2 separate regions of the Homo sapiens genome follow, and region 1 is linked to region 2. A link is a loop called in an ENCODE intact Hi-C map of the cell type or tissue named here. Cell type or tissue: PC-9. All regions are shown on one strand. Links, peaks and the distances in the headings refer to the core of each region. The heading gives the core; the rest is flanking DNA.

The links. Peaks named below come from ENCODE experiments on the same cell type or tissue, not always from the same donor. Only the 100,000 strongest peaks of a DNase experiment are listed, where the experiment ranks them.
Region 1: it touches region 2 in a loop (3-fold over the local background); 7 of 110 quality-filtered maps call a loop at or near these places.

What each region holds. Positions count from the first base shown.
Region 1 is chr4:31,362,110-31,379,278 of GRCh38, forward strand. No RefSeq gene overlaps it. Among named protein-coding and RNA genes, the nearest start is that of LINC02501, 140 kb to the right of the region's middle. In PC-9, for the core only: CTCF peaks have their summits at 8,931 (motif pointing right) and 9,133; no DNase peak of the experiment used is centred there.
Region 2 is chr4:31,038,985-31,056,153 of GRCh38, forward strand. All of the region lies in intron 2 of PCDH7 (protocadherin 7), which reads left to right. Among named protein-coding and RNA genes, the nearest start is that of LINC02497, 120 kb to the right of the region's middle. RefSeq lists an enhancer at 4,645-5,214. In PC-9, for the core only: a CTCF peak has its summit at 6,927 (motif pointing right); a DNase peak (open chromatin) is centred at 6,967; H3K27ac peaks cover 323 bases.

The DNA.
Region 1 (17,169 bases), core at 7,044-12,043, 330 kb after region 2:
CAGAGCGAAACTCCGTCTCAAAAAAAAAAAAAAAAAAGTGATTCTGCGAAAAACAGTTTTCAGTCTTTCCTACCTGAAGAGCACAGAAGAGTTTGAGAATGAAGTTAGTTACCGGAAAAAAAAATACTATCCAGCACGTCAAGATAGTAGATATGCCAAAATCTGAAAATAAAAATTTCATTTCTTATATGACTCCTGGTAATCAAAATGACTAGACACATTATAAAAATGTGTGGTGGCTTAATAAGTCAAATGTCTCAGAGAAAATATAAGATTTTAGTAAGAGAGAGAAAATATTGTCCCAAAAGGATAGCACAAAATATAGATTACCAGAAAGGATAGTAACAGATTAGCAGTTCAAGAAATAATGATTGTGTTGGCATTGTAGTAGGTGCTGTGAGCATATCACTGGAAATACAGCACCCTCCCTGCTCTCAAGGAACTTCCTCTTCAGAGATAGTCAACAAGCAAGTCAACAAATAGATAAATAAGATAAATGTTATTTATGAGTAAATAATCAGAGTTATAGGAGAGAGAGTGAGAAGAGAGATGATTTGGACAGATTGGTAAAGAAAAGACTGTGTGAACATGTGACATTTGAGCTCACATCTGGAGTTTGAGAGAAAACAGACCACATAATGAGAAAAGGAGGAAGATGGTTTCAGGTAGAGAGATTGGTAAGCACAGGCCCTGCGAGCTGAGAAAAGTCTTCACGTCTTCAAGGTATGGAATGGAAACCATTGTGGCTGAAAAATACTGAGTAGAGAACAGAATAAAATGATGTTGAAGAGAAACACAAGAATTAGATTACGTAAGGTCTTGGCATGTGCAGTGGAGTAGAAGAAAGGTTGTTGTGGTTTAGTGAAGTTGGTGAGTGAAGAGAAGAGTGATAGATTATGAGGATAACAGTAGGCAATGACGACCTCCTGTAAGCACTCATAGTTGTCTTTAGGAGTTGGATACTTTTTAAAGAAGTATGAGAGGCCATTGAACAATTTTAAGTATTGTTACTAAGACCAATAATATCTAATTGGAAGTCCACTTAAGGTTTGCAGAGAGCAATTTCTGAAATGAAAACAAAAATTTGGTAGATTTTATGGATAAAAAAGTTTAGGAAAAAACATAAAACCATTATCAAAAAATTAAAAACAAGAAAGAAACAGAAAGTTTGTTATTTTATGAGAAATTAACTAAATTTTCAATAAAATAAATGAAAGAAGATGAAGTTTAACTAAAGTCTCACTTGCCCTTTACTTAAAGTGTCACTTCTGATAAATTACTTACCATTGGTTTTGTATTTCCTTTTTGTAATTTTAAACATTGTATTATGTTTTTATGTTTTTTAAATAATTGATTGTACTCCTTCATGTAATCAATTCTTAAATTCAATTTTCATTGTACCACATAATTTTATTGCTCTGTTTGTTGTCAACCATGTATAATTATTATTTTTTTTTTGTTCATTGTTTAGGTAATTTTCTCCCATGGAGCATATAAAAGAAAATAAGAAGTAAAGTGTTGAAAATAACTGTAAACTATAAAGTATATAAAGAAGAAAGATTTAAGTCAAAAATTTAAAGAGAAAACTCCTAGTATTTACTTAAGGAACATACGGTATGATAGAACCATGAAGTAATTATTTCATGACTTTGTATTCTCACCATAAATGTGATAATTTTCAGTGTTATTATTGTTAATAGTCATCATCACCTTACATTAATTTGGACCTCCTTTGTATAGGTCAGTGTGCCAGGTCCAGGAAGAAAAAGTGATATTTCCTCTGAAATCAGGCTTGGAAGACAATTCTCCTGTGGTGATGTAAGCTACGTTTATTTTGCAGGATGCAAGAATAAATGTCAAGTTTTTCAATTCAAAATATGAAAGGACCAATCTAAATTAAATCTGGATGGAGGACACATATAAACCCATGTTAAAGGAGGCTCAGGGTAGAGATAAATTTTGAGAATATATTAAAAATTTCACAATTGGTATTTGTTTATAACATAGATAAGGAGATAAGAAATCCCTCTTTAAGAAAGTAGTCTCTTATGTTTGCATAGCAGTTCATAGTTTCAAAGTCTTTATGCTTCTAATATTTTTTATGAGTCTCAGAGTAATCCTCTGAGGTGAACAAGACAGCCACTTTCCCCATGGATAATGTAGGGGCCAAAAAATGCAACTTGCTTATATCATGTATGTGACAGAAATGAGACCAGGCACTCACCTTTGATTCTCTTCAAATACATTTCTACTATATTATGCAGCCACGTTATATTCTGTCTGGAAAAATAAGTGAAAAGTTGAACTATTTTACCTTTTAAGAGAAAGTAAGTGTGAGCCTTACACTTAAATATAAAATAAAACTAACCAGTATGATTTGGTGCTATATCGGTAGAAGAAAAACAAGAAATTTTGTTTTATGAAAACTTTTTAGAAAACATAAAGCATCAGAAGCTATCATTTATTAAGTGCCAACTGTGAACCAGTTTCTCAATGTATATTATTTATTCTGTTTTAGAGATGAAGAAATATACTCAATGTTTCTACTGTATCAGTCAGGACTCTTAGTTTTAATCCTTGAAAATTACTCTGGCTAATTTAAAGAGATATTAGCAATTCTCCAAATCTCTGGGAGGGCCAGGGAAACTAGCTTAAAGGCTCGGCAGCCAGGACCTGTACCAGCATGGGAGCACACTTTGGAGACCCCACAGCATGGGATTCAAAGAGAGGCAATTCATATACCCGGGAAGCCACCAATGGGTTCATTGCCATCTGTCTTTCTGCCATATTCTGCCATCTTCACCAGGAAATGAATTATTCATAGTGCCTTCTCTACTCCAAGTCAAAATCTCACAAAGCCACATCTTATTTATTAAGTCTAGGTCACATAACAGACTTCCTTTTCTTTTTTTTTTTTTTGTTTGGTAAAAGTGGTACTTACAACATGGTAAATTCCCTAAAAAAACCCCCTCTGTTTAAAAGTGGTTGAGTGCCATAAAGATAATACATGTTCACTATACAACTGTGGGAGATTTCCAAAACAGCTACACATTCTTCCTTCCTTTACAAATACTCGGGCCTTTACAATGTGAGTGTTGCAGCTCTTCCCATCAAAACATAGTCTCTCTTCCTGAACCATGAATTTGGCAGATGTTGTGACCTGTTTGAACAACTCAATGAGGTAGAAATGATACTGTGCTGGTTGCCAGCCTGCGCCTCAGAGGCCGTCTGCTCTTCTGCTGTTCCTCTGAGAGCCCTGCTGCACCCGTGAGAACAATTCCAGGCTAACATACTGAAGAATGCAGTTCAAGTGAAGGAGACAGTGTCGTCCCAGCCAAGGCACAAACACAGGGGAGCAAGCAAGACCCCCCCCGCCAGGCAACCTGCAGTTGACCACAGATGCATGAGTAAGCTCCATCAAACATGCAACTGGGCTATGCCAGAAGAACAACTCCACCAACTTGCAAAACTTATCTGCTTAATGTTGTAAGCTACTAAAATGTGGGGTGGTTTGTATGCAGCAAATATCTGACAAATTTACAAAAAAGTCATTCTCACAAGCATTTTTGTGCATAACCAGCTTCACGTACATGAAATTCTTTTGGAAGGTAGGTGTGGGTGAGGTGAACTTTTTAGACCACACTACAACCAATTTGTATGACTTCAAGTGCTCCAGTGGCACTCTGCACAGAGGGGCTTATCGTTCCACTGTGCACATGATTGCCTTGAGGGATAGCCAAAAAGGGATTTTCTTCATATGGCTTCAAGTTACTCTAATGCCAATATAGCTTTTATCACAGCCTGCCAATGTAAATAGATATATTTATTTCCTATTCTCATTTAACTACACATATTGTGAATTGCAGTGTTATTTTCTTATCTGAATAGCCCCTCAATAGCTGTTTATTATAATATTTGCCATATAGTCACCTCCCTCTGACAGCAGGGTAATACAGCTTAATGAAATATTTGTAAAGCCCAATGAACTGCACAGAAGAAATATGCTTTTAAGTTCTAAATTATGTTTCTCACTAACACCATTAATAACATATTCTCCTCATATCTGTGTAGCTTGTGACTTTACTCAACCAACCACACACGTTGTAGTCACACCAAATGAAATGTTAGGTCTGTGAATGATTCTCATGCAAACAAATTGTTGAGGCATGACACATTGTTGAAGCTGTGCTCAACCAGTTTGGGAATTAATAGAGAGAAGATTGCAAATTGCTGAAACCTTTTCTAGTAATATTTCTTGTCTCTATGATGATCATCATACTTCAACACCTTTTTTTCCCCTGGAAATGTTTAGACATTATTATTTAATTGCATCTCATTATTAATTAAAGTATCTCTAAATTTTCCTCAGACTCTGTCGTATCTGAGACCATGCTGTGCCAACGAATCATACATTGTTAAAGTTAAAAGGAACTTTTAAGGTAATACATAGGAAATGTTTAATATAATGCCTCATAAGTAGTAATTAGCTAATAAACATTAGTTGTTATTATTGTTGCTTTCTACTATTCATATTAAACCTCTCGACAGAAAAAGGAGAAAAATGAAGTTTCTACTAAAATGTTGCCAGTAACATGTTTAGTAGCTTACAACTTTAAGCCGATCAAACCTTGCCTTTTGTCATTTGAAAAATATGGTCAAGTGCCTCCTATATTTACATATAGGGAATATGGACAAAATCCGAGATGGAGTTCTTGCGCTTCACCTACTGACAGTTTATTGACACCAGCACCTATCCATGTGTAAATGTGTGCTGTGGCCTTCAACTTGCCTTCTCACGTAGGTCAGCCCATATCTGTCTAGTCTTGGTTATAATCAGTGTTCTGATTGGGAGGCATGGGATATACTAGAAAAGGCAGAAAATGGAAGAACTGAATTACTCTGTAAGATGAAGGAGGAAGGATTTTGAAGTCCCCTGTGGAAAATCTGGGAATAAGAAAGGGGATGAAAGAGGAAGGAAAGAGATCAGGAGAAAAATGAAGGAGACAGGAGGAAGGAAGAGAGGAGGAAGGGAGAAGTTAGTAGTGCTAAGTGCTTTTTGTGATAGGGTTGCTAGGTAAAATATAGGATGTCCAGGTAAATTGGAGTTTCAGATAAAACATGAATATTTTTATATGTCTCTAATAGTGCATGGGTATCAAACAATCAGTTAATCAATCAATAAATTCCCTGTTTCACTAAAATCAAATTTAACTGAGCATTCAGTATTTCTATTTGCTAAATCTTGCAGCCTTATCTTGGGGATACAGACAGAAAGAGAAAGCATGTATACAAATTAAACCTATATATTATGGGATGTAAGAGATTAATCTCCCCTTCTTCTCCTCTGCAGAGGTTGTAGATCTCTTCTCTGACTTTTTTGTCTCCTTTAGCTGCTCATTCTTGATTATTCCATTAGTCTCTACTTGGGTTCCTCAAAGGTACCTTAAGCAGAAGACATCTAAAACAAAACTCTTGACTTTGCCATTCCAGTCTCTGCTACGTCATTCTGGAGAAATCACCTGCCAACCCCCTGCTTAAAATAGCTTCCTTGCCTCCACTGTTCCCTATGTCATCATGGTGTTTTATTTCCTCTACAAAATGGTATAATCTAAACAATTTATTTGTTTGCATACTTATTTCTGGTCTGTGTGCTCTCACTAAAATGTAAGCTCTATGAAAACAGGGAACTTGAAAATTTGCTTTACTCTACTATCTTAGTACTTAACACAGCTGTGCTTCACAAATCAAAATTTAGTAAATGTGGAGTAAATTGATGAATAAATAATCTACTCCCTAAACTTAGTTCTCTGGCACCATTTTATGTCTCAGAGAATGGCATTACCAAGTATCTAATTTTGTAATCGCCGTAAATGTAATAGTCCTTCATGAAATCTTTGAGGCCCCAAGGTCCATATCCAAACAGTCACATTCATTTCTAAATTTTATCTATTACCTTTTATGTGTTTTTAAAATCAGCCAGATTCTTTCTATTTCCACAACAATTACCTTGGCTCAGATACTATCAACTCTACCCAGAACTTTTCTACAGTCTCTTGTGAGTATATATTTGGTGAGTAAATACTTACTTTTGTCTCCTTCTGAAGAGTTTCCACACTACAGTGGAATAATTTTATGGAAAAGCTAACTTGGCCATGTCACTCCCACTCCACCCCATTCCCACCCTTCAATAAAGAGAATTCAAGGTGAATATTTTTAAATAAATAAATAAACAAAGAAACAAACAAGTAAATAAAGACCTACGTTAGCCATTGAAAATTTGGCCTAAAAAATCCCCAACCTCAACAAGCACCATTTTGCTGCTCCATGTTTTAGTTTTTTCCTCTCTCTCTCTCTCTCTCTCTCTCTCTCTCTCTGTTCTCTTTTGTTGTTGTTGGATGTTGGATCTTAAATGCATGCAACTGAATTTTTTTATTTGAACTCTGGTTTTTAATACATCATCATTTTTGGTTCATGAATAGTCCTCCGTTTTTATATTTTTTAATCTTTAACATAGTAAGCTTTTTCTAATCCATTATCTAACTCAGGATTTAGAACACGAATGCATCTTACATCTTAATGAGCTCATTCCCCATCCCGCCATTTATCAACTCCAGCAACCAGAGGTAGCCACTATCATAAAACTTAGTGTGTGTGTGTGTGTGTGTGTGTGTGTGTGTGTGTGTGTGTTGTACTTGTTGGTCAAATCTGGCCTGAGGACTGTCCTTTTATAGCCAGTGAGCTAATCATGATTTTTACACTTTTAATGTGGTGTGAAAAGAAACAAAGAAGAATTTTCTGTACGGGAATAATTGTTTTTAACTAAATAATATATTAATAAAGCCCATTCACATTCCTGCAGATAGCTGTAGATCATTCATTTTGACTGCTATATAATGTTTCATTGAGAATTTATTACACTTTATTCATTTCCATTCACTGTCTTTAAGTCATCTTTCAGTTTTTCCGTCAAACTATGGATTATTCCAACATATACATCAGCTCTTTCTTAAAATTGTTAAGTTGGACTCATTTCCTTGGATCTTAGCTAAATCTTCATTTCTCAAGGAAGCATTTTTTGCTTCCTCTGACCACATTAATTATCCTCATTGAAAATGTGTGTACTTCTCCATTAGAATAATTTTTTATGGGTTTAACTTCTTGATTATTCCATTAGTCTTTCTCCTCCATTATAATTTCCATCAGGGCAAAGCTCATGACTTTTTGTTTGTTTGTTTTTATCCCCAGCATCTAAAGCAGTGGTTGGCACTTAGTGGATGCCAAATAAATATTTGTTAACTGAATTAATGCAGTGAATATTGCTCACTAATATATTTTTGCGTGTGTGTGAATAAATTATCCAAAGACAATTGAAAGCATTATGGAATGCTGTACCTAGATAGAAGTGAGAACAGAAACAGATGGAATAAATGAAAGAGTATGAAAATGAGAAAACAACTGACATCTGAGTTATATCTAAAGCTAACTACAATACAAGAGACAAGGACCATAAAGCCCAATGGGGTCACAGATGGAACAGCAATTCTCTCTTGTTAGGTTGGCAAATACTCATACATTTGATCAGTCCAAATGTTGAGACTGAAAAAGTTAAGTAGAATTTACCTCCTCTGAATTTTTTATTTGAAATATGAGAGGACTAGATGAAATTATTTCTAAAGTGGTTTTTGGAGCTTATGTTTTATGCTTTTATGTTTTACACACATGTTAATTTATTTACAATAACACTGATTCTCCATCTTAATCAGTATCTTCTCATGGGTAACACAGTTCTATCAATGAACTTGTATGTGGTATGAGTGTACGCAACACCACCTAGACGCCAGTACCTGCCGTTCTGACTGTTTGCCAGCAGGAAGACGCTAACATAAGGCAATCTTGTTCTTAACAGTGTTTCCTGGCCAGGCGTGGTGGCTCACCCCTGTAATCTCAGCACTTTGGGAGGCCGAGGCAGGTGGATTGTGAGGTCAGGAGGTCCAGACCAGCCTGGCCAACATGGTGAAACTCCATCTCTACCAAAAATACAAAAAAAAAAAAAAAATTAGCCGGGCATGGTGGCATGCGCCTGTAATCCCAGCTACTCAGGAGGCTGAGGCAGGAGAATTGCTTGAATCTGGGAGGTGGAGGTTGCAGTGAGCCAAGATCACGGCACTGCACTCCAGCCTGGGCTACAGAGGAAGACTCGGTCTCGGAAAAATAAATAAATAAATAAAAATAAAAAGTGTTTCCTGTAGTATTTTATTATCATTGCCATTTCAGATTAATATCGACTTTTTTAATTTTAAGACTACGTATTCTATCTTAATTTTTATTTTATTTTTTTAATGAATAGTATCCATAGGCATGTATTATGGAGCATCCTATGACTTCCTACCTGGTTGCATTGGCTAAAGATTCCTCTTAAAAACCACAGAACAATGTTTTCTTGGTTCTTAGTAGCAGAAGTCATTGATTTTGATTAACTGTTTTGCAAGCCAGTTGCGAACCTCTGCTTTGTCTTTGTTTTATTCTGCTTATTTATCACCAATCTATGTTGGGTCCCTTCACGATTTAGCCACAGTTAGAGTGAGATTTCTCTCTTCATCCCCTTCAAGAGAAAGAGACCTCCTGTGTTTAAAAAGAAGCAAACATAAAACAGCTTTATAGGCACTCTTATTTCAGAAGATGTTTGGGAATATATATGTATCCTCAAAATACTGATTGTATATATAAAATCAGCATTAAACAAAATCAACTCCACTTATAAAATCCTCTTTGAGCCTCTCACTTATAAGGTTTATCACCATGTCTGCTTTTGTAAGGTACTAAGTTCCTGAAAGGTGTACTGACTGTCAGGCACATTGTCACAAAGGGGATGTGGTGTGAGTGCCTTCATCTGCCACTTACGTTATGTTCAGTGAGTTTACATGCAGTTACCTTATCTTACCACAAGATGGTGGTAAAAACAGTAAGGCATTCAATGTGCACCTGGGTGGGAAACCACAGAAAGAACACAAAGAAGTGAAGTTTAGGGTTTTATTGGACACAACATAATCAATAAATTAGTAAAATAGGGAAACAGAAAATTCTTGAACTCAAAATTATGAGATATTTTCTCATTTTCATTTGAGTTCCTCTACTGAACGCTATAAATATTCTTACTTTCAAACTTAATTGCCAATTGGGCTTTCAAAAATTATATTGAAATGATACTTAATTTTTCTATTTTCTTGATTTGTATAATTGTATCATTACATCTGAGAAAATATTCTAGAATACAGGCTTTGTGGGTGTATTAGTCTGTTCTCACGCTGCTAATACCTGAGACTGGGTAATTTATAAAGAGTTTTAATTGACTCACACACAGTTCCACATGGCTAGGGAAGTCTCACAATAATGGCAGAAGGCGAATGAGGAGAAAATCAAGTCTTATATGGCAACAGGCGAGAGAGCTTGCGAAGAGGAACTTCCCTTTATAAAACCATCAGATCTCATAAGACTTATTCACTATGACGAGAACAGGGTGGGGAAAGACCCACCCCCGTGATTCAATTACCTCCCACTAGGTCCCTCCCACGACACATGAGGATTATGGGAGCTACAGTTCAACGTGAGATTTGGGTGGGGACACACACAGCCAAACCATATCAGTGGGTTATGTTATTTAATTGCTAATATGTCTGTATCCTATATTCCCAACTTAAAGTTTCCAGAAACTGAATTATTACTTTTTTGTATCCCCCACAAGAACTATTACTCACAGATAAACAGCCAGTGTTGCATAAATGCATAGTGCTCTGAATCTTATTCAAATCTTCAACAAATTATGCAGTCTGCTTTTAACAGGTCATCTGACTCTGAAGCATTTTGACTATTTTTATTCCAGGAAATCTACAGACCAGCACATTTAAGAAAATTAGCAGAACCAAATTTGGGAAGCAAAAACCTTATTGTTTCCTCAAAGACTCTTGAGGCACAGCATACGATAATCTGTTGAGTTTTCCCCTGGAGTATATCAAGGACTCTTCTCTCTTAACTGTTGTTTAACTCTAGGCCTCATTGTTGTTGTGTTTTGCAACTTTCTCACTTTTCAATCGTCAGTTTTGCTTTCTGCGGTGGGTGGTCTTAGCAGAGTATAATAATTATGAATTCCCTCTCACATCGTTTCTTCATGTCTTCTGATATATCTCTACCACAAGTTGTTATGAAAGTAGGAGGTGAGTGGGTGAGTTTATAATGAGTATCATCTGTAGCCCCATACGTTCCTGGATAACATGTAGGACAAAGACAGATCTTCTTTTGAGATTCCAAATAATTAAGAAAATAGCAACTTGCACTGTGATAAGCCACTTTTCACCCAGGATGTTTGAGAAAAAAATGTTTTGCTTGTACATTTCCTTTCTTTGGTTAAAACTTCCTCCTTCCCGATTTCATAAAATAACAGTTAAAACAATGAAATGTAAGCATATGTTTCCTTCATGAGGCTCTAAATATTTAAAGGCAATTACTTGAAAATTCGTATCCCTATTGTCTAGACCAGGAGTTGGCAAATTAAAGCCCCACAGGCCTACTTTCTCCTACTGCCAGTTTTTGTAAATAACACTTTATTGGAACCCAGCCATGCCCATTTATTAATTATTGTCTATGATTATTTTTTGCACTACAATGGCAGAAGTGAGTAGTTGTGACAGAAATCATATGGGTTGCAGAGCTTAAATATATTTCTTCTTTAGCCCTTCACAGAAAAAGTTTGCCAATACAGATTTGGTGCTTGAAAAATTTTTGTTGAATAAATGGAATAATGGAGACTATCACCTATACTGATGTCTGATGCTAAATAAAAAAATGCTGTTTGTTAAGATTACATTCTTGCTTAAATTATGAGTCAAGAGATAATGAATGACTTATCTAGTGAGAATACACAATGAAATACTTTACTTGATTTAGTCAGTTTATTGAAACAACTGATTGTAGTACCTTTTTTTTTTGGTAGTTTGTTTTGGAAATTGAAATATCTGAGTCTTAATTAACTTATTAAATTATTGGTTCATTTTTGTATTATATGAACTAAGTGGTCCATCATATAGAAATGTGCTACACAGGCTATTAGTTGCAAGAAGAAATAGTAACAATTTCTTGACATAAAAATACCATAATCAAGTGAGATCGTTTTTTTTTTAACAAATTTTAATTTTTAGAGCATTTTTAAGTTCACAGCAAAATTGAGAGGCAGGCAATACAGAGAGTTCCTTGGTCCTCTGAACACACACAGAGCCTCCCCAACTGTCGACAAACCCCACCAGAGTGGTACGGTTGTTATGATTAATGAACCCAGATGGACACATCATCATCACCCAAAGTCCATAGTTTACATTAGGGTTTACTCTTACTGTTTATTCTATGGATTTTGACAAATGTACAATAACATGTCTTCACCATTGTAGTAGTATACAGAATAGTTTCACTGCCCCCCAAATCCTCTGTGCACTGCCAATTCATTCTTCTTTCCCTTCTGACCTCTGAAGAGCACGGAACTTTTTACCATTTCCATAGTTTTGTCTTTCCCAGAATGTCATATATTTGGAATCACACAGTATGCAGACTTTTCAAATTGGTTTCTTTCACTGTGCAATATGCTTTGAAGTTTTCCACCATGTGTCTTTGTGCTTGAAAGCTCATTTCTTTTTGTCAGAGAATAATATTTCATTGTCCAGATGTAGCACAGTTTGTCCATTCACCTACTGAAAGACATCTTGGTCACCTTCAAGTTTTGGCAATTATGAACAAGTTGCTATAAACATCCACATGCAGGATTTTTTGTGGACACAAATTTCAACTTATTTTTATAAATACCCAGGAGTGTGGTGACTGGATAGTAGAGTACATTTAATTTCATAAGAAACTGCCAAACTGTCTTCCAAAATGGCTATACTACTTTACATTTCATCCAGCAATGAATGAGCATTCCTGTTGCTCCACGTTATCACCAGCATTTAGTGTTGTCAGTGTTTTGCATTTTCACCATTCTACTAGGTGTGGTTACATTTTTAACCACAAGAATTTGTAATGCTTTCAAAGTTTTAAAAACAGGTTTTAATATTTGGGGATGTGGTAGCATATACAACATTTCTCAAAACAAATTGATCATTGAAACATTTTATTGGGGGAGAGCCTATGAAATAAATATTCCTGCGGAGCTGCTGACAGCATTTTTTTTTTTTATCTCTGGTACCTAGCCTAGCATAATGCCTGACACACAGCAGCTGTCTGTGGAATAAATGAATGCTTGAGTTTGGAGCTCATAGAGAGATCTGGCTTGGCTGGAACCTGAGTGAATTCAGACATAATGGGATAATCTTGGGCCTACTTACAGAAAAAGAAGCCAGCACTCACATGCAAGAAAGCCCCCAGACTTAAGAAGCTATTATATGAATGTTCTATTTTAATGGGATAGGTTAATTAAATGGTTAATTCTAGCATTAAAATAGAAATAGATATATGAGACCAATTAATTGCTTTTTTATGAGCTTTTAAAATTTTATATATTTGGCCGATACCTCACAATAATTCAGTATTCTTTGGCAGCCAGTAGTTGCTGATGGCAATTTTCTTTGTCAGAACTGTTATCAAACTGTGCTATTAAAAGAGATTGATTTGGTGAGATCTGGGTAGATCTGTAACAAAAAAGCAAGCAGTCCAAGCTGTTGTCTAACATACAGGAATTTGGATAGATTTTTCTGTATCCTCTTGGCTTGAGCTGTGGTTTATCATATTTTAAATGTGGTCCGAGCAAGCTTCTCCAAATGTGTCTCATACAATTATACATTTAAGCCAACATTTTATTTTGAAAAGAATGTTTATATAACTTTGTGTTTGGCTTCATATATTTATTTAATATACAATTTCTGTTGACATTTTCTCAGTTCTTATTCTAAATAGCAAATTTATGTTATTCCATTTTACAAATGAAGAATCTAAATTCTGGAGCAGTTTTCAATGCAGTTTTAACAATAATAGTATGAAGTAGAATAGCATTTAAGAACTTGATTATTAACCTTTCATTTAGGTCAAATTTGTTTGATGATTCAATTTATTTAAAAAAGTTTGTATGTAGCTTTTTATACTTTATGATAAACATTATGATAATTTCCCTTTTTCGATGTTTAAACATTCTGAAATGATTTAGGCTTTTTTTCTTGCTCAGGTTAAGAGGGTTATGAAAGCACTTATTTCTACTTAAAAAAGTTCAAAAATATGCCAAACATGGTAAAGAGTAAGCAAATTTTTGAAATTTAGCAACTGCTGCTGAAATGTAAATTTCTATGAATTCAATTTTAATTATCATGATTCTTATTACATTAATAAAGAATATTCAGACGTTTTCATGTGAATGGAAAAATTCTTAGAATCTGAAAACATAAAATATTCACTGGATATAAGTTAAAGTTAAAAAGAGTCTTAAAATTATTTTTTTTTTTTTCTTGAGATGGAGTCTTGCTCTGTCGCCCAGGCTGGAGTGCAGTGGTGTGATCTTGGCTCACTGCAAGCTCCACCTCCCAGGTTCACGCCATTCTCCTGCCTCAGCCTCCCGAGTAGCTAGGACTACAGGCGCCCGCCACCATGCTCGGCTAATTTTTTGTATTTTTAGTACAGAAGGGATTTCACCATCTTAGCCAGGATGGTCTTGATCTCCTGACCTCGTGATCCACCCATCTTGGCTTCCCGAAGTGCTGGGATTACAGGCGTGAGCCACCGTGCCCGGCCGTGATTTGTTAATCTCTTTTTTTTAGAACACTTGATCTGTTTTTTTCAAGGGAAACACTATAAATGATTGTTTTGGATTGAACTTGTTCCACTAACCTATAAATAACAAGTCACCCTGAAAAACGTGCCTGGGAATAAAGCAAAAGAGGTAGAGATAAGACTATTGGTAAAGGGCTCTCTGTGTCATGATACAATATGAAAAACATGTTGTAGGAAATGGGGATCACTAAACGTTGCCAAGAGAACTGGACAAGTTTGGCTTGTGTTTTTAACATACATCTGTGTAAAGAATGTCTCGTGTATGCAAGGCTGAAGTTGTTAGGAAACTATCGCAGTTTAGGAAATTTCACAAGCGCTTGAACCAGATTATAATTCAAGGGATAAACAATGATGAGGGAGTTTCCAAATGGTCAGCAAGAAAGCAAGCAATAGGTGAGGAAGAGTAGTTTCTAAGGAAGAAGGTAGTAGAAGAGTGCAAGAAGAGTGAATAATTAAAGGAACTGGACTGTAAGTAGCCAAGATAGGGAAAATGGATATGGAAAGGAAAAACTGAGGTAGCACTCTGCAGTGAGGAAGAATAAAGGAAGTTGTGGGGAAGAAACACTGAATCAAGAAGTTCTCCCATCATGTTGGAGCAAACGACTATATAATTGAGTCATGATTACACATTGTGATGTATAGTTGCTAGCTCTATGATTGTGAGCTAGACATTTGAGTCAAAGGAGTGTCTGTACAAACGCTATATCATTAAGAAGAATTTAAAGTGATTCAGATATATGACTGTTATTCAGATACATAAGTATAATTATGGAAAAAACATCTAGCTCTATATAGAGAAGTTCTTTTAGTTCTTGCTATATGAACTTGCTTAATAATGTAATTATATGATTCTCATACACTGTATCTAAGAACTTAGTCAGTTTAGAAACACGACTTAACAAGAATCTGAAGAAATATGGCTCCATGCCCAATTTAGGACTCACTGTTAAGCCATGGCATTGTTAATAAGATACCATATGGTGGGGTTTGGCTTTTCTCACATTTAAGTGAACTGATTAATACATTTTTTTGATGGTAAGTTAAGCTGAAGATAACCACTTATTTTCTCGTCTTCTTATTAAAAATAATGAAACAAAGGCAGATTTCAGTTACTTTTTACAGATAGTCTCAGTTTGGGTTCTTGTTCAGTTAATTTTTATTTACCTGGGCTCATGGGTTGGAGGGATTTGGGAAAATAATAAAAGAAGACAAACACAAAGACTTATGTACTGAGTCCCTTATCTGACCCAACTGTGAATTCCTTTGAAGCTATGTATGCAAAGTACTTTCTGGGACCTGAGCTTAACTGAACAGCAAAAGAGACACAGTCCTTGATAATATACTCAGAGATGAATTGATTTTGTACTCATAGGCAACTGTTCACACACTGACTCAGCTAAAGTTAGTTTACATTCTCAAATGTCAGGCTAACTGGGACCCTAAGCCTTCTGGATCTACAGCAGGTCTAACTATGGTTCTCATGCCCAGTAACAATCTAAAACCAAACAGTAATGATTATAAGAGCAACATGGAAAATTTATCTCTTGTGGAGGTATATTAAATCTTTTTGTACTATTACACATCTTTCTTCTGGGTTTTTCTAAATTAGTATTTTATTACTGTGGTATTTCTGCCTCACTTTGGCAGTCATATTAATGATCTTTATGACACTATTTTACTAATATTCACTCAGAAAATTAGTCATTTACTACTATTTAAGAAATTATGACAATAAATTTAACATATATTAAAAGCGTTCCTATTAAAAACAGTGTTTTACAGAAGTTAAACACAAATTTTAGGATAAAATTAAAATAATAAAATTCAGCACAGCAAAAGAGTGTAATTTTATTTTCTATATGAGTATTGTATATTTTAAATGAAGACACTGATTATAAAAATGTATGCTATGCATGGTAAAATGAAATGTATTAGAATTAAAGACAGAAACTTTAAAAATCTTTTTTCTATATAATTTTTTTCTATACAATTTTAATAACATTTTTAAATGCTTACAGTTAATGTTATTGAAAAAGAATTTCATAATCCAAATTTGTTGTTGAGTATACATGTCTATAAACTCACAGAAAAAACAGAAGAGCACTCAGCAAGATGTTGACAGTGCCATTTTTGTGCTATTTGAATTTTCTATGTTTTTTACAGTCTGTATTTTATCATCTGATATGGTTTGGCTCTGTGTCCCCACCCATATCTCATCTTCTAGCTCCCATAACTTCCACATGCTGTGGGAGGGACCCAGTGGAAGATAATTGAATCATGGGGTGGGTCTTTCCCATGCTATTCTTGTGGTACTGAAAAAGTTTCACGAGATCTGATGGTTTTAAAAATGGGAATTTCCCTGCACAAGCTCTCTCTCTTTACGTGGAACTGTAAGTCCATTAAACCTCTCTTTTGTAAGTTGCCAAGTAGGTATGTCTTTATCAGCAGTATGAAAACGGACTAGTACATCATCAGAAAAAAAAATTCAAATTGTTTAATAAAATTCAAAAGTCATCAAGAGCAAATATAACAGAGATTGGATTCCTATATGAGTCAGAGTTCTTCAGAGAACATAACTAATATGGAGAGAGAGATCTATATTTATTTTTAAAAAATGTTAGGGAATTGCTCATTCCATTCTGGAGGCTGGCAAATCCAAACTCTGCAGGGAAGGCTGGCAAGCTAGAGATCTGGGGAAGAGTTGCCGTTAAAAAGAAACTTTTAAGGGAAGATACTTCTGCTTCCCTCTGACAAATTACATAGGGAAGAAATAAATGCAGATATAGGATCTGAAAAAAAATTTAATAAAAGTGCACGTGTGTGTCCCTGTGTGTGTCGGGGTGGAGATAGTGGGTTTGTGGGTGTGTAGCCCTGAAACTCTCCATCTTCCAGATAAGATAAATTCTTCCCTTACCTCTATGTTTCCTTTGCAGAACTTCACATGCCCTAAGAGTCAAGAGGTTATCTCTGATTTCCCATGCTTCATGTAAGATCAATCCTCCACCATCCTCCAGGCCCCCGATGCAGAAGCCAAGAGGTGGGGAATGGCAAAGTTGTGTGCTGTGAATTAGAAGCATTATTAATAAGAGGGAACCAGGATCTCAAGGGCTCTTCATATTTCTGCTAAGACTTAGAAACCTTCTCCCTCAGACTGTAGCCTCTGGACTAATCTAATCACATCATTTATCTCCATGTATTATAATCACTCTAGGTGCCCAAGACTCTATGGTTATCTCTCATGACCTGGACATTTATGCCTCAGTAATTTTCTTAATCCAATCCTATTTTACAACATTCCCTGATTCAAAAAGCTTTCTGTGTGCCCTCTGGGTCTTATGATCTGGCATCTGCAGAATCTCCTGTATCTTCAAA
Region 2 (17,169 bases), core at 5,051-10,050:
AAATTAGCATATACCAAGTGCTTAATATAACACCTCCCCATAAGTGCAAAGCAAATATTAGCTATTATTAATAGTATTACTCAAAAGCAATGAAATAATTTCTGTAAGAATTATCAATTCTAAATATCAAAAAAAAAAGCTCACATTTCTGCTCAGTGTGGTTTAAAGCTCCAAAATCAAAGATTCAATTTGGCATTCTCCTTTAGCATTTTAAAGTTCACTGCACTTTTGTGACAGTGTTAGGATATTTGAATGTCCATCTCAACTCCTTCTACCATCAGAGGCAAATATTAGAGCTGCTCTAAAGGCTGAAAGCCAATTGAAGGGTCTTCCTCATTAAGAAGAAGGAACATGTCTTGAAGTAAAATAGTCTGTTGGGTACAGTTTATAGTGTTGTTGTTTTGTTTTGCTTTGTTTTAGAGATGGGGTCTTGCTATGTTGCCCAGGCTGGAGTGCAGTGGCTGTTCACAGGCATGACTGTGGTGCTCTACGGCCTTGAATTCCTGAGCTCACACGATCCTCCTTCCTCAGCCTCCCAAGTAGCTGGGACTACAGGCACACAATGGGACTTTGCCCAGCCATAGTTTATAGTCTTGCTGCCTCTTCTCTACAGTGCCCAGTCATAGCTCCCAATAGCCACTGCTGACTAACCCCTATTCTGATCTCTGGAACAATATAAGAGAATTCCTTGACTCTACACATTCTAACTTTTCTAGAAGAGCAACTGGAAGACTTATGTTTTTTCTAACTGTTTTGCTGGTGTATGTATGTATAGGCACAGTTCAAAACGGAATGAAAACTCAGCCAAATTTCCTCTTAAGATCACGGAGTAAATTATAAGCAATAATCTCGTGATTATATCTTCAAAACAAAATAGGTAAATTTAATTAATACCAAGCCAATAGACAGAACTTCTAGACATTCAAACTAAGATTGTTCTCCCCTCATGTAGAATCTGCACTCAGTTTAAAGGTTATGTGCGTAGATACAAACAGGGGGCTTCAGAAAGGGGTTCCAAGATGATATAGTGCTGCCTTCTTTATCAGTAGTGCAAATGCCCAGAGCTGAATATTTGTTTTACTTTAATTAAATCAACTTTATTGAAATAATGTGCATAATTTACATTCAGTTAAATGCACAGTATGTTTTTCGATGTATACTGCAGTGTGTCTTGACAACTCTGTATACCCACGTAACCACCACTCCAATCAGGATATAGAATATTTCTATCACTTCAGGAAATTTCTTTGTGCCTCCTTTGAATCCTCTCTTCCATTCTTCCCCACTCTTCCCTGACTCATCTGGGAATCACTGTTCTGATGTTTATTACCATCTTTTAGTGTTGACATTTCTTGAACTTCATATACATGGAAGCATGCTGATGTAAACTTTATCTGGCTCCTTTTGCTCAATTAAATGTGCATGGTGTTCATAAAGGGAAAGGATGTTCTTAAATTGATTTTTGCTGTAAAATTATATTCACTTAAAATTTGTACATGTACAATGATTTAAATAACCTTAGTTCAAACTAATATGTTGTATCAGTTGAAATAAACGAGAATTGATTTCATTTCGGTATATAGGGCATATTCACCATTAATCAGAAACTAAAAACATTTCTTGAGTTTAGGCCAGGTTGGCCAAGTAAAAATGAAGCAAAAATTTACTCATTCAGCAGTTCATTAGGTAAGCCTTTACTCATCACATGTTAAACCAACTTCAAAATTCAGTGATGTCCTAAAAATACGAACAATTTGAGTTAAAAAAAAGACTATTTTTTAAGACCCAATTTTCCCAGATAAATCCCCTCTGGCATATTTTGTTGGTTGAGAAACTAAAAATCAAATTAAGAAAAGCTAAATCATCTGCCAGTTAGTTACTAAAAGTGTTTTCCTGCTTGCCACCATTCAAATGATGTGTGTGCTGAGAAAAAAAAAAAATCCTGGACCAGAAAAGCACATGGGGTTACAGAGTTGTGGAAAAACATTGAAAAATATTTGTCCACTTTCTGAGAAAGGAAAAGTACAATTGCTTTTTGACAGTGCTGACTTCTGTTTACCGGGGCTTGCATTATAATCTCCATCCTTAAAATTCTGTAATACTTCACAAATTTGGAACATCAACTCTATAAGGGATTTAGTTTTATGCTTGCTTATCCATTTATGTGAGTCTCAGGATGAAATTCTACCAATACGTCTTCCTGAAAGAAGGTGCAATATCCATTTTCTTCTGAAGTGTCTCTTCTCATGGGAGTTACCTAGTGTATGGTACTGTCTAACTGCTTTTAGAATTGTTTGCTTGGTTATTATTCCGGGGATATTTTTTGAGTGATGAAAATATTTTAGTAATACATTGGCTTAATTTTCAAATACTGGCATTTTATTTTTATTCACCTTGCTTTCTTCTACTTGGTGTATTTTAAAGAGCATGCTCCTTGCTTAGCATGATGAAATGCAGTCACTGCTAATTATCATGGCTGCAATTTTCAACTTCACAAGTGAAAATCAAACCACAGACTCCTAAGTGCTGGAAGTCATGCAATTCTAAGCAAAATCCTGAAGGAGCACGACACAGAAGGCCAGTTAAAGTTACCCCCCACCCCCTTGCATTGAGCAGTCCTACAACGAAAAGAATTGTCCCCAACTAGACCATTGTTTCAGTTGGCATTGCTTTGCTAGTTATTTACATTTTCATTAGGGCAGGGCAATTTCCCCTCAAACAGGCTGTTGCAATTTGTTTATGTAGCGTTTTCATCCAATCAATATGCTTCTTTATGATGAAGATGCAGAAATGCCACCAACTGGCTTGGGCTATTTTTTAAAAAAATAATGCTGCTTTATAAAAGCAACTTTTACTATTTCTGAGGAATAAATGTCATCCAAGGGGCATAAAATAAACCAAGAATTTTAAAAAGTTTTCTGTTCATAGAAGTGAAATATTTTTTCCTTCAAGAGAGTTGTGTGCAACAGGGGACAAATTGTAGCAATGGGAGTAGGAAAGCTAATCAAAAAGGTAATCATGTGAATCCAGGCAGCATTCCCTCTGCAGCAAGATACTAGTGTTTCTGATCGACAAAGTATGCAGTGAGTTAGGGCACTGAGGTTTTCATCGGCTGAGTGTGCAGCCTCAGTAATGTAGAAATGCAGAGCACTCATTCATATCATTTGAATGAGCATGTTTCAAGGCTTGATTTTTATTCATATGTTTGATTGATTGTCATTTTCTCTCATCCCTGTTTTCTAGATAAGATAGGAGGATAGCAAAGTCAAGCAATGCTTTCCCTTCTAGTCATCAAATTAGAGTAACAGCAGTGAGTCAGATACTCTTGTTATAAAGAACAACCATATATTTTTTCCCAGTAGAATTCTCCAATCTCTTTTTGATCTTTGCATGCTGTATTAATGACTGTTAATTACATTGACATGGAGAATATTTGATTTTTTTGATGAACAGTGTTGCAATAATTTATGAAAACTATCATGCGTGTGTGTCTATATGGGTATGTGTGTGTGTATTTTATATTTATGAATCGTTTATGCAGATCGTTTCAAGAAAAGGGAGTCTTGTAAGTTAACTCCTAACTTAGTTTCTTTGGGGTCCTGTGGGAAGCATTGGGGAAGGATTAGATATCGAAGTCAAACTCAAAAATTTTACTCTTTAGGGAGAGACAATTGCACAAAAATAAATGTGATGTATAGTAAAGTGTAAAAACTACCATTTGAAAAATGCAGATGATCAGTGGTGGATAACATAAAAAAAGAGATTGTTTTCAGCAAAATAATGTGCATAAAGGAATTACTGTAAAGTTTGATGTCTTGTTCAATTTTTTGTTCCTTTAACAGAATACTTGAGACTGGGTAATTTATAAAGAAAAGAAACATATTTATTATCGTTCTAGGGGCTGGAAAGTCAGAGGTTCAGGGGCTACATCTGGTGAGGGGCCTTTTGCTGGTGCAGAGTCCCAAGGAAGCACAGGGTATCACATTCTGAGGGGCTCACAGGAGACAGCCAAACTAGCCTATATAATGGCCCATTCCTATGATAACCAACTCACTCTCATGATAATGCATTAATCCATTAATTCATGAATCCGTGAATGGATTTTTTTCATGGGGGCAGAGCTTCTATAACCCAATCACCTCTTAAAGACCTCATCTCGTAATACTGTTACCCTAGGGATTAAGTTTCAACATGAGTTCTGGAGGGGACAACTATTCAAACCATAGCATCTGGCATAAAATAATGTGCTTCAATGAACATATGCGTGCATGTATCTTTATAATGGAATGATTTATATTCCTTTGGGTATATACCCAGAAATGGGATTGCTGGGTCAAATGGTATTTCTGCCTCTAGGTCTCTGAGGAATTGCCACACTGTCTTCCACAATGTTTGAACTAATTTACACTCCCACCAACAGTGGAAAAGTGTTCCTTTTTCTCCACAACCTCCCCAGCATCTGTTGTTTTTTGACTTTTAGTAATAGCCTTTCTGACTGGTGTGAGATGCTATCTGATTGTGGTTTTGATTTGTATTCTCTAAAGATTAGTGATGTTGAGCTTTTTAAGATATGTTTGTTGGCTGCATGAATGTCTTCTTTTGAGAACTCTCAGTTCATGTTGCCCTTTGCTCACTTTTTAATGGGGTTTTTTGTTTGTTTGTTTCTTGTAAATTTGTTTAAGTACCTTGTAGATGCTGGACGTTAGACATTTGTCAGATGGATAGATTGCAAAAATTTCTCCCATTGTGTAGATTGTTTGTTCACTCTGATAATAGTTTCTTTACTCTGATAATAGTTTCTTTTGCTGTGTAGAAGTTCTTTAGTTAATATTTTCAAGAGGTTAAAGGAGGATGAGGCTGAGCAGTTACTGAGTTTACAAAGGAGATCACTGTAAGCCTTCAAGGCAATTGCTTTGTCATGGTAAAGGCATAGGCTAAAGTGTAAGGGACTTAAAATTAAATGGGAGCTGAGAAAATGGAGCTGGCTGGAAGTAGTTTACCTTTCTCTAAGGATATCTAATGATGAGAGAAAGGAGAGAAGATGGCAGCTTCTGGTGTAACTTATGCCTAAAAGTGGCAATCTCTTAGGGACAACTTCTGTTTATTTAAATACATAAATAGGTCAGTAAGTAAGTAAATAATAGTGGTGCCTACCATTAAGAAACAATGAGGAGAGGGTTCATTCAGTATAACAGATGCCACATTTTAGGGGGCTGGAAAGAAATTAGCAGGTTATGCAGAAAGCCAGACATTCTCAAGATTAACAAAGTGGACTCTGGGATTTTTATACAAACTGTGCAGAGAAAAGTCAAAAGGTATACACATGTCTGTGGGCACACATTTTAATACTATAACTGTGGCTTTTTTTCATTTATATAGTGTAAATTTTATATCCCATATTTCTTTAAGCATAAATATCCTATGACAACAAGGTATTATGGCTTTCTCCCTTTTCATTTTTTTAAGTGTAATTATCAGCAAGAAGAATGCATTCAACAGACACAGAATATTGATTTCATTTTTCATTGATTGACATTTCTGTGTTTTCTTATGCTAGGAGGCTAACAACTTTCAATTTTATGTATTTTATCTAGATTTTTAAAATATAATAATGATTTAATATATGTGGGATAATACATTACTACCACATTTGTGCACTAGAGTTATTCTAAAGTACTAAGCAGTGAAACAGACAAAAATGTGAGTGTTGTTAGTAATATAATTTGGTGTTTTAACAAACAATAACAAGAATCTCTAAATTAATTAATTGGTTATTTTAATAAGCTTGGAGTCCTTTCTTAGGAAAATAAAAATAAGATTCACTATAGCTGTCTTTCCTTTTCAGGAGGAGGGAGATAAAGTTAGTTACTTTTATGTATTTATCAATTTTCCCAAGTTGAAACACAAGTAACATAGGACCTGCAGTGACTTTTGGACCCTGACTTCTCTGCCTCAGGTTTAATCTCAAGCTATCAAGTTTTGGAGAGTCCCCTAAGTATTTTATTTTTATTCATTTTATTTATATTTCTTTTGTGGCCTAGCAGATATACGAATAACCAGTTAGATTTTTTAGGAAGTAAGCCAGCATATTAATGAATGATTTGTAATTTCAAGGTAGTTTATTAATTTATTCTAGCATGGTGGTGACACAGAAATTACTGTGACTTTAGAAAATAAAATTAATTTGAGCTTTAGAGTCTGTTTTCTTGCTTTCTTAACTTCTGGTACTTTATCTGAAGTGGAATCTCTGATGCTCTGGTCTTTCTGATGTGTCTTCTCTCTCTTTTTTCTTTTTGCACTTTTTTTCCCTAGGGATTTGTATTTCGATTGCAAACCTTCTTTGATATCAGGTTTCAGGAAGTAATTGTACACAGTATCTCTCTCTGTGTCTGTGTATGTGTGTCAAAGGGACAATATGAAGAGCCAGAGAGCCATTTCCGTAGTGAACATAAAGGTTCTAGACCAAATACTAAATTAAGAGATTCACACTTACACTGGGCATTCCGTTCCTGCTGTCAGAAGTCATAACATGATAAGCAGAACGGTAGCTGATACAAATGATGGTAGCATATTTAAAATCTTTGGTCAAATGCAGTTCCTGATTTGCTACAGTTTGGGATGGCTACTTGTTAATAAAATATTTTTGGTTGAAATTCTTAGTAACCAATTGATAACACTTTTCATAAATTCGATTATTGCAACCTATCTCTCCTGTAATTATAAAAACCAATACTACCCCATCTACATCCTTGCATTAAGCTGGTAGTACTACAAAGGCTGCCTTTTGAGGACAAGTTTGAAGAACCAGTGTGAACAGTTCTTTCATTGCACTTGTATTTTTCGAAGCACACTGATTCTGATACATGAAAGAATGTCAATTTTACCTGCAGCATTCTTGAATAGGTAGCTGGTGCCAAATTTCAGTAGCATCCTCCAGAGGGCACTGTCACCTGTTTTATATACTGTATAATTTGTATCCTTTTATTAAGATGCTGTGCAATACTTGAAGAGTTATTTTAATCTATTTTTATGTGAAATGCAATCACGCATTCTTTGCATCATCCACAACCCTGCTATCTACAGCAGCTTCCCCTGTCCATTGTTGTAGACCATGGGTTGACTTGTATATCTGTATACAAGTTTTATATCAGTAACATTTTGTAGATTGATCCACCTAGGCTAAATAGTCCAGTCTAGGCCTGTTTAATAAGGATCTTTCACAACACCCCCACTTAACCATAATTTTTCCCTTTTCTTATTAAAATATACTTTATGTAAGTTATCTTACTTTTCACCATATTTATACATATGCCATGCTTGGCTCTGGAGTCAGATTTCTTGGGCTTAAAATACCAGCTCCATCAGTTAGACTATGTGATATGGACCAATGACTTCTCTTCTTGGGTTATTAAGAAGATTATATGAGTTATATATGTAAAATACTAAGCTAATCTCCCTAATATAATATACTTTGAAAGTTCTCTATTGCATTTGCCATGACTCAAATAATCAGGGTTACAGTTTGTGAAATTTAGTTGAACTCTGATGATTGAAAATGTTTAATTTTTTTTCAAAATGTAAAGGATGCTTTTTATTTCTCAGACATAGAGTTTAAAAATCTCAGTTTTTTAAAGCATTTCCAAAAGTATACACACACATGCAAGTTATAGTTTTACAGAAATTCTCTTCTAAGTGACTTAGATTTAATTATTCAAAGAGGCCGAATCTATTGAGTTAAATATTCCAAAGCATAACAAAGTAAACAGTTTAAAATAAATTCTTTTTGTGGAAATGTTACTTACATCCATCATATTAAAGGTTTGGAGATTTTTTGCAAATACCACTTAAAAGGAAAAATCAATTAGTTATAATTTTCAGTTTGCACAGAAATAGCTGTATATACATTATAAATCCAACATAAGCATTTATAAGTGCAAAGAGGGATTGTTTATTTAATAATTGTTATAAAGGGATAAATGAGAATGAAAGGACACAGTTGCTGCTATACCATTCTGTACATAATAGTGCTTAATTGTATATAATTTTGATAGATTTGAGTAGTTAAGTTTTAATATTCTCAAGTTCACTAAAACACAAATTTTTTGTTTGTTTTTTTTAAATAGGCTCAATTTCCAAGTAGTTGAAACTTTCCTTTTTCTCTGATTACACAAATATCACATAACAGCAGTTTTAAAATCAGATTACATGGACTCAAAATCTTCTCTAAGATTAAATTCATGAATAACTTCATGTGGATTTCTCCTCAGCTGCTGTTGTGGGCAAATGTTCAAATACAAATTTCCCACGCATGTGTACACTACCCTATAGCATGATTGACAATTTGTAAGCTCCTAAGTGCAAATCGGTGGTCTCAAAACTTGGTCATCATTTCATCTTTTTTGTTTTTAAATTCAGGAATCATAAACATTGGGTCATGTACAGCTGTATCTTTTGGACAAATGCTCACTGTCATAGGAGCCGCCATCCCTGCCTTTCCCTGATTATCTAGCTTCTATTCACTCCATAGGAGTCACACAATTGTCATTTCTCCCTTCTCAAAATTTACTTCTCAAAATGCACTCATTTGTATCTTAAGAGAAATACAGTAGAGGCAAAGAGAGAAATTATTCAGTTTTTTGATTGATTGGTTGACTGACTGATTTCAGAGCTTTCTTTATGAGTTTCTTATATTTACATTTAGAAATTGATGTTGCTTTGTCAAGTTTGTCATATTTAATTAGCTCGCTCTCATAATTGTGAAGATAAGTATAGCTGATGCCTTAACCTATATTTTATTCTTGTTGATCATTTTCTTCCTTGAGGCTCCTATTTATTTCTGCAGTCATAAATGACTTGAGAGACAAGATTTAAAAAGTGATAAGTTCCCACTTGATAGGAGGTCTGTTTGGTTTAGACTGTAGTGACTTCTTAAATTAACATTTTTAAATGTCCACATGCATAGATGACTTGTGGTTTATTTATACATTTTTAACCATAATAAATTTTACCTTATGGTTGCATAGTAGTTATACTCCTCAAAACTTTAATTAAGCAGTTATCTATATGAGTATTTGTTAGAATATTAGTTCCATGAAGAAAGGGACTTTTTCTTCTTTCATATAATTGTATCTCTACTATCTAGTTAAAGATTGGTACAGTAAATATTTTTCAGAAAATATGTAAAATAAATTTATTATTAACTACTAAATGCTGTTAAATGACAAGAAAAAGAATATCTCAGGAGTCTTGAAAGGTAGAATATTAATGAGAGATGTTTCTGGATTTCTTTATGGCTCTACTCAGTCCTCAGACAAGAAGGTATACATCTATCAAGTCCAAAAACATGTTAACAATCAGAGTATCACAATTTTGGGTAAAATTTAGTCATTCTGTTTTCAATAAAGATTACATCCCACTAAGGCATGTAAATATTGACACTTTCTAATCCATGGCAATATAATTATTTTTAGTCTTCAGGCTTGATGCCAGTTAGAATCTTTCCATGTCAGTAGAATTCAGGACTAATTTGCTGTGATTAGCAAAGAATTACTTTGCAGGCTTTCTATTCATTTATGCAAGGACAGACCTGTTAATTCCAACTCACTGAATTTATATGGGATGCCCACAAAAGTCCTTGGAAGCCTCAAGCTTTTACTACAAATAGTTGATTTTTCCATATGCCAGATACTCAGCTTTTCAGGAGAAAGCATCCCACTAGTACTGTTGAAAAGAGAGAGAGAGAAAAAAAAAAGGCAAAGCTTAATTCTGTAAGTAAGGTTGCTATTGCCACTCAGCAAAGGAAATCGCACTTAACCCACTGCAGTGTAAGCTCTTCTTCCAAACAATCTGGAAAGAACATTATATGAAAATGTTGTCATAGCAGAGCTCCACAATGTAAAAGGACAAATTGCCCTTTGAGAATAAAAGTATAGTCAGGACAAAGACAAATATGATGATATGTATAATTCAACTGTAAACCAGAAACAGAAAAACAAGCTGTGGATATCATTTAAAAGTAATTTTTTTAATTATACTTTAAGTTTTAGGGTACATGTGCACAACGTGCAGGTTTGTTACATATGTATACATGTGCCATGTTGATATGCTGCACCCATTAACTCATCATTTAACGTTAGGTATATCTCCTAATGCTATCCCTCCCCACTCCTCCCACCCCACAACAGGCCCCGGTGTGTGATGTTCCCCTTCCTGTGTCCATGTGCTCTCATTGTTCAATTCCCACCTACGAGTGAGAACATGCGGTGTTTGGTTATATTGCTACTTGAAAGGGGCTTCAAGGCAGGCAAGCAAAAGTGAGAATAGAGTAATTGTGAGTGTTATAGGTAAGTATAACCCATTTCTTCCAAGTCATTATTAGGGTGTGATTTACAAGTTCAGTGATAGGAGGTATAGGCCCTAGTTAGGAGAAACCAGGCATGGATATGCAAGAGTGACACAGACAATGTGGGGCAGCCTGGGAAGCAACAGGCAAGAAATAAGCTACATTTCTTTCTCTTGCTAGTAACAGGGATAGGGCTTAAATCGTTGATATTGATTGTATCTGTTCATTGCACTGTAAGTGACAGAACACTTGACCCAAATTAGGTTTAGGTAAAGAGAAGTTCATCAGATTAGGTGTCCAAAAAGTTTGGAATTTGATCTGGCATGGCTGGTTACAGGGTCAGACGCCTTCATCAGGGCCCTGTTTGACTCTCTTCATCTCTTGATCTCTCTTTCCATCCTCAGACACGATATCTTTCTGTGATTAAAATATAGTACCTGATAGCCATTCCAGCATAGTCACATGGTCTCCAGTGAGGTCACGTGGACATATTTGAACCAATCATTTTCATGAAAGATAATATATTCTGATTGGCTTAGGCCCAAATCAAATGTCTACCCCAAGCTTAGGGATGGGATTATCTCTGCAGACACATCATAGCCTAAAAGCTGAAAGGGGTAGTTTTCTGAAGTAAAATAGTATATTTACACTAAAAATAGGGGAAGTGGATTCTGAGTGGCAAAAATACAAATGTCTACTTTATTGGTCAATAAATCAATAATTACAGAGAGATATGGGCATATCTCTCTGGCTGTGACAGGAGGTGCAGGACTCAGCAGTTCCTTTTGAAGTTCCCTGTGTTCAGTCTATACTTTGGCTTCAAGAATATGCTTCAGCAAGAAGCAGACAGAGAAGAGTACCCTCAGGCAGGCTTTTGCCAAACACTGGATTTGTGTCAGATTCATTGCACATCAATTTCGAGAAAAAACTTATAAAAATATCCTGATTTTGGAATTGGATGTTGATTCTATTACCATTGTACTCTGCTATGTAGACTACAATATTATTATTTGTTATACTGACAATATGTAGGTGGGGGCAAGTCTGGAAAATAAATTTTACATGACACAATAATTGTACTGACAGTTACATTGGCTCAGAAATAAAATAGAATAATGAGGAAAAATAAAACTATATATACTCAGAGTGCAAGGACTGTCCTCTGTTCAGAGACTTTTCGGTTGTAAAAGATGTCTTCTAAATATGATCCATGCTTCATTGTGATTGCCCTTGTTCAAGTATTGATTAGGCCTGTGGACATTAATGACAATAATGTGATGTAAAAAGATTTTATGGTAAGCATCTCATAATTTACTGAAATGATATTTATACTAAAGAGGGATGTGAAAATTTGTCTTGCCATTTCTAAGAAGCACATCTTTATAATTAAGTTACCTCTACTTCTACACTCACTGGACAAAAATTGGTGTAATTAAGTAGATAACATTTGTAGGATACTTTAGAATTCACAGAACAGGTTCAAATACTTTCCTCAAAAATCCTGTGAATTCATATATTGATTCTGTATTTTAGAGATTGATAATAGGACTGAATATATTTCCAGGGGTCACTTCCCTGCTTCACATTTATAGCTAGGTTCTCTGCTTCACATTGTCTATCCTCTGCTATGCTCGTGTGTTTCAAAAAGGGTGTTACTTGTGAATAGCACCTGAATCTTAATCGCTTAGTTCACATAATTATTTATCTATTTAACTGACTAATTTAACTATTTCACTATTTGTGTGATTTTTATTGGACCTGCCTTGGTAATTCCAATTCTTTCTTCAAAATATTGCCTATAAGCCACTCTTTGTTTAAGGTCTTCCTTGAATCCCCAAGCAAACATGCCTTGTCTATCATCACAGCCCCACCTTACAAGCATCTGTTAGCATGTCTCACTCCATTATAATGATGTGTTTACATGACTGTTTCTCCAACTGAACTGTGAGTTTCTTGAAGACAGAGACCATATCCCCTGCATCTGTTTATCTTTTGTTACTAGAGCTCCAGGAGTGTGGCACCTGAAGGTTAACCAGTGTTTGATGAACTAATGAATGAATCATACACACCAAAAATAGAGCAGCAGAACTATAGGATACAGTGACTTACTGAGGCATAGTGAAGCTACAGATAAGTAATCTAGCTTCCAGCCATAGAATAATAATCCCTGGATTTTATATGTAGGTTTTTAAAAATTGTTTCCTCATAGTTAGAAGTTGCCATTCTACAATTATATTACAGCTTGATTCTATTTCTTTATTCGGATATTAAAACCCTTAAATAATGCCCTTTGTTTTAAATTTAATTCTTAACAAGTAAAATAAAACAGCAGTAAATCACATGTTTATAATGGGTAGCAGCAGACCTTAAACCTTTACAGCATAAAAATAGCAGTCTCGAGTTGCTAACACATCAGGTATGCAATCTTCTGTAGAAAAATATTACACATTGTCTTAAGTAGGAGCAGACTTGATCTTCTCAAAACCAAAGCATTGTTGGGTGTGTGTGGGGGGCGGGTAGGGGAATTGTTCATGATATTTCATTTATTTAATATAGCTTCAGCAAATAATAGATGTCCTCTAATTTTGTGATATTTATCCTTGAATATTATGACATTCATTTGCTTATCAGTGGTATTCTGACGGACTATTTTTCTGTGGTTTCATTGAAAGAGTTGATTGGTAATTTTGCAAATATCTGAATTAAGTGTTAAGGTTATAGCTGTATATAATAATAGAAGGCTAATATTGCTCTGTGGTTTGTTACTATATATAATGTCCCTTTTTTTGTTGTCTGTTTTATTTTGTTTAAGGCATTAGAGAAGTGTTGACTTGAAGTGATGTTGGAGGAAATGATTTATCATGCCTGTTCCTTATCGACTTTAGTTTAAACAAAAGTGTCTTCTATACACAATAATCCTAGTGCCAGTGTTTTGAGTCTTTGCAAAACTGATACAGAATTCTGTCCAGTCTGAGTAACATCAAACTTTAAGTAGTAATATCATCCACACCACTGAACATTTTGAAACTACACAAAGGAATGTATCACCATACTATTGAACAAGAACTTACAGATTCTTGGAGTTTACAATTCAGTTGGGGCATTTTTAAAGTTTTATTGAGAGGTGGTAGATTAAATAATGCAATGAATTCAATCCAAAGATCATTCTGTAGTGAAAAGATTTAAAATATGTCCTTTTCTTTAAGGACATAGAGTCCCATTTACCTAGTCTTCACCCTCAAGACACTGTCCCAAATAAAAATGGCTCTTTAAGAAATAAAAATATAGTAAGTGACTGGAAGTCAGAAAAATCATACCAAGCACAAGTGATCCTGAAAATCTATCTGCATATGCAATTATAAAAGGAGCTTTGTTTCTGACACACAGCAAGCTTTGTTTAATATGATGAGCTGCTGCTGATGCCAGCATCTGACTATTTGGTTTATCTGTTCGTAGGAATCACTTGTGTGAGATTGAATTTCAAACTATTCTAAGGAGAAGAGTAAATGAAAATAATATAATCAAACCTTGTCCCTTCAGAATAGAGATTTTCATAAATTATTTTTATTTATGTAACAATTTTTTCTCCTTTTTCTCTTCAACTTTTCTTTACCCCCTTTTAAGTATTTTAATGCTATGGTGTGACTGCTATCTATTCGTCACGAGTCAAATTACTTTTTTTTTACCAGCGCTTTCTTTAATGGCTTTTTTTGAGAAATCAGATGCCAGATTCCTCTCTTTGCACCAGTTAGGATACCTTTTTGTTGGCAATTTGTGATTTTCCTTTGCAAATGCTAAAAATTAAATATGATGTATAAAAGCAAAAGCTTGTCTTCTTGCCTCTACCTCGCCTCACTTCCAGAGTTTTGCATACCCATCACCAGGCTAATACTGTGAAAACATCATTTTCAAAACACTACCCCCTACCCAAAGTCCTTCTTCACCCCTAGTCATTTAGACTATCCCAACCTATCTTTCTGAACTTTACATCCTGTCCCCCAAACATAACTTAGTTATTTTTCTTGCTTCCATGCATTTGTTTCTGCTGTTTCTTCAACTTATGATACATCATCCTTCCATCGAGGCCACTAACTTTGATTCTTTACGTCCATCAAAACTCAGTTTCAATAAGATGTCCTGGCTCACACCTGTAATCCCACTACTTTGGGAAGCCAAGGTGGGAGGATCACTTAAGGCTAGGAGTTGGAAATCAGCCTGGCCAACACAGTGAGATCCTGTCCCTACAAAAAATGAAAATAAAAAATAAAAAATCAGTTTGATTTCTTTATCTTCTGCTGAGTCATCTCTGCTCCTCTGAGGTCACTGTACTCTCTTTTTACTGTGACTTCATGACCCTCTGCATGGTACACTCACTCACTGTTCGTCACGTATATTATTGTCCCACATCCTTTTATGTATTTATGCTCTGTCCCTAAGCTAAGTTTTACTTTATTGGAGTTGGTAGTTACATATTATGATTCTTTTGATTTTCCCATACCATTTAACAAAGTATATAAAATAATATATAAAAATATGTTATATATAAAAACTAGGTTACTAAACTAAAATTTTCTGGTTATTTGAAATTATTTTCAGCAGCAATGATAATACATACACCTGGACCCTGGAACAACTTTTTTTGTTGTTTTTTGAGACATGGTCTTGTTCTGTCATCCAGACTGGAGTACTGTGCCATAGTCACAATCAGAGCTCACTGCAACCTCTACCTCCCAGGCTCAAGCAATCCTCCCACCTCAGCCTCTCCAGTAGCTGGGACTACAGGCACATACCACCATGCCCAGCCAATTTTTGTGTTTTTGTAGAGATGGGGGTTTCACCATGTTGCCCAGGCTGGTCTCAAACTCCTGAGCTCAAGCAATCCACCTGCCTCAGCATCCCAGAGTGCTGGGCTTACTGGCTTAAGCCACCACGTCCGGCCCTTGGAACAACTTTTGATCCCACAATCCAATCAGCTTCTTGGGAACAACATGTGAAATCAAAGCAGCCACAACAAATTTAACATATACCACGAGGGCTGAAAATTATTAACATGTCCAAGTTAGTACGTCCCAAAAGGGTTGATGATTATTAATTCTGCAGCTGGAGTTGCACAACAAGCAAAAAATACAAACTAACCTCTTACAGTGAGCAAGAACATCAAAGTGTGAAAGATACCACTAGTTTCAGCCACATCAACTTTCACAGAAGAGATACTGCTTTTTGAACATCTAGATCTGGTGCTTCTAACACATTGGAAAATTCTTTTAGTACCTCCATCCTGTGTAAGAAGATGAGAAAGTAACTGAAACATTTATCTTCATCAAATTCAAGGAAGTAATCTGAATACCATGAAATCAACTAAAGATTTCTATTCTTGGTGCCATTATATGATAAAGGCAGAGTGATGAAAGATGCCAAACAGGTGTGCTAATATCTGGTCTAGTATGACCTCAGTTCTTTTTTGTTGGTATCGTTCAGGTTAAGTTGTCTGCAGGTTTATTTTTAGAACTTAATTCATTGAATATTTTCTTCACATAGCATCTTTTATTTAAGAACATTTCTTAATGTTGAGTTTATGAAATCTATCAACCTGCCATAATTTTAGTTTCATCCCATTTCATGTTATTTACTAACTGCTGTAATGATCTTATATTGGCTTGCTTTCTTCTTCTTTTTTATAGCATTACCTCTAAGGGTTTTGCTCCTAGGAGGTTTTAGCAACTTATGAATAACAAAGCATTTATATTTCATCGTAGCAAATAAGGATTTGACATTGAAGCTCACTAGTTTTAGCTTCACAAATGCCTTTGCTCCTTTTCTCCTTAACTGATATTTTTTTATTTATGTCATCCATCTTCAAGTGAAATGTTGTATTTATATAACCTCCTCCTGCACAGAAAAACATGTTAGATTTGTTTAAAAATAAACTATATTTTCAGTTTTTTAGAGCATTTTCTGTTAAAAATATTGATTTTCAGAAAATGTTAGTGTATTTTAATTGCCATGATGAGTTAAAATTTTTGAAAAACGAATTTCTACTCCCTTAGGCAGTAGTATAGTAGCTGTGCATTTTGGCATCTACAAAAGCTTTGGTAGTAATAGGTTTTTAAAAAATCTAGTTGTGTACCATAATGGTTTTGAGCAGTAGTAGATTTTTTAAAACTCCAAATGGCATTCACCTTAGTAAACATCTAGCAACATACTAGGTCCTAGAGTTGAGCCTTATAATATAAAGGCTTTGTTTTTTTATTTTTTTGTTTTTTTGTTTTTGACAGAATCTCATTCTGTTGCCCAGGCTGGAGTGCAGTGGCATGATCTCGGCTCGCTGCAACCTCCACCTCACGGGTTCAAGTGATTCTCCTGCCTCAGCCTCCCAAGTATCTGGGACTACAGGTGCCCACCACCATGCCCGGCTAATTTTTGTATTTTTAGTAGAGGCGGGGTTTCGCCATGTTAGCCAGGCTGGCCTTGAACTCCTGACCTCAAATGATCCACCCACCTCGGCCTCCCAAAGTGCTAGGATTACAGGCCATATAAAGGCACCTGCACCCAGCCATATAAAGGCTTTATAATCTTCTTTAAGTATTCTCACAGAAGACTCTTCCTCATCTTTGTCAAAGAGGAAATACTAAATAAATTATTGCCCAGGCATTGTAATGTAGGTCTCAAATTCTAGAACTGAGTAAATCAGTTGTAGTTAGTAATGTTTTCCCTTTAAGACTAAGAATGTATCCCAGAAGTGGACTTAGAAAATAATGAGAGCCGGGCGTGGTGGCTCATGCATGTAATCTCAATACTTCGGGAGTCTGAGGCAGAAGGATCATTTG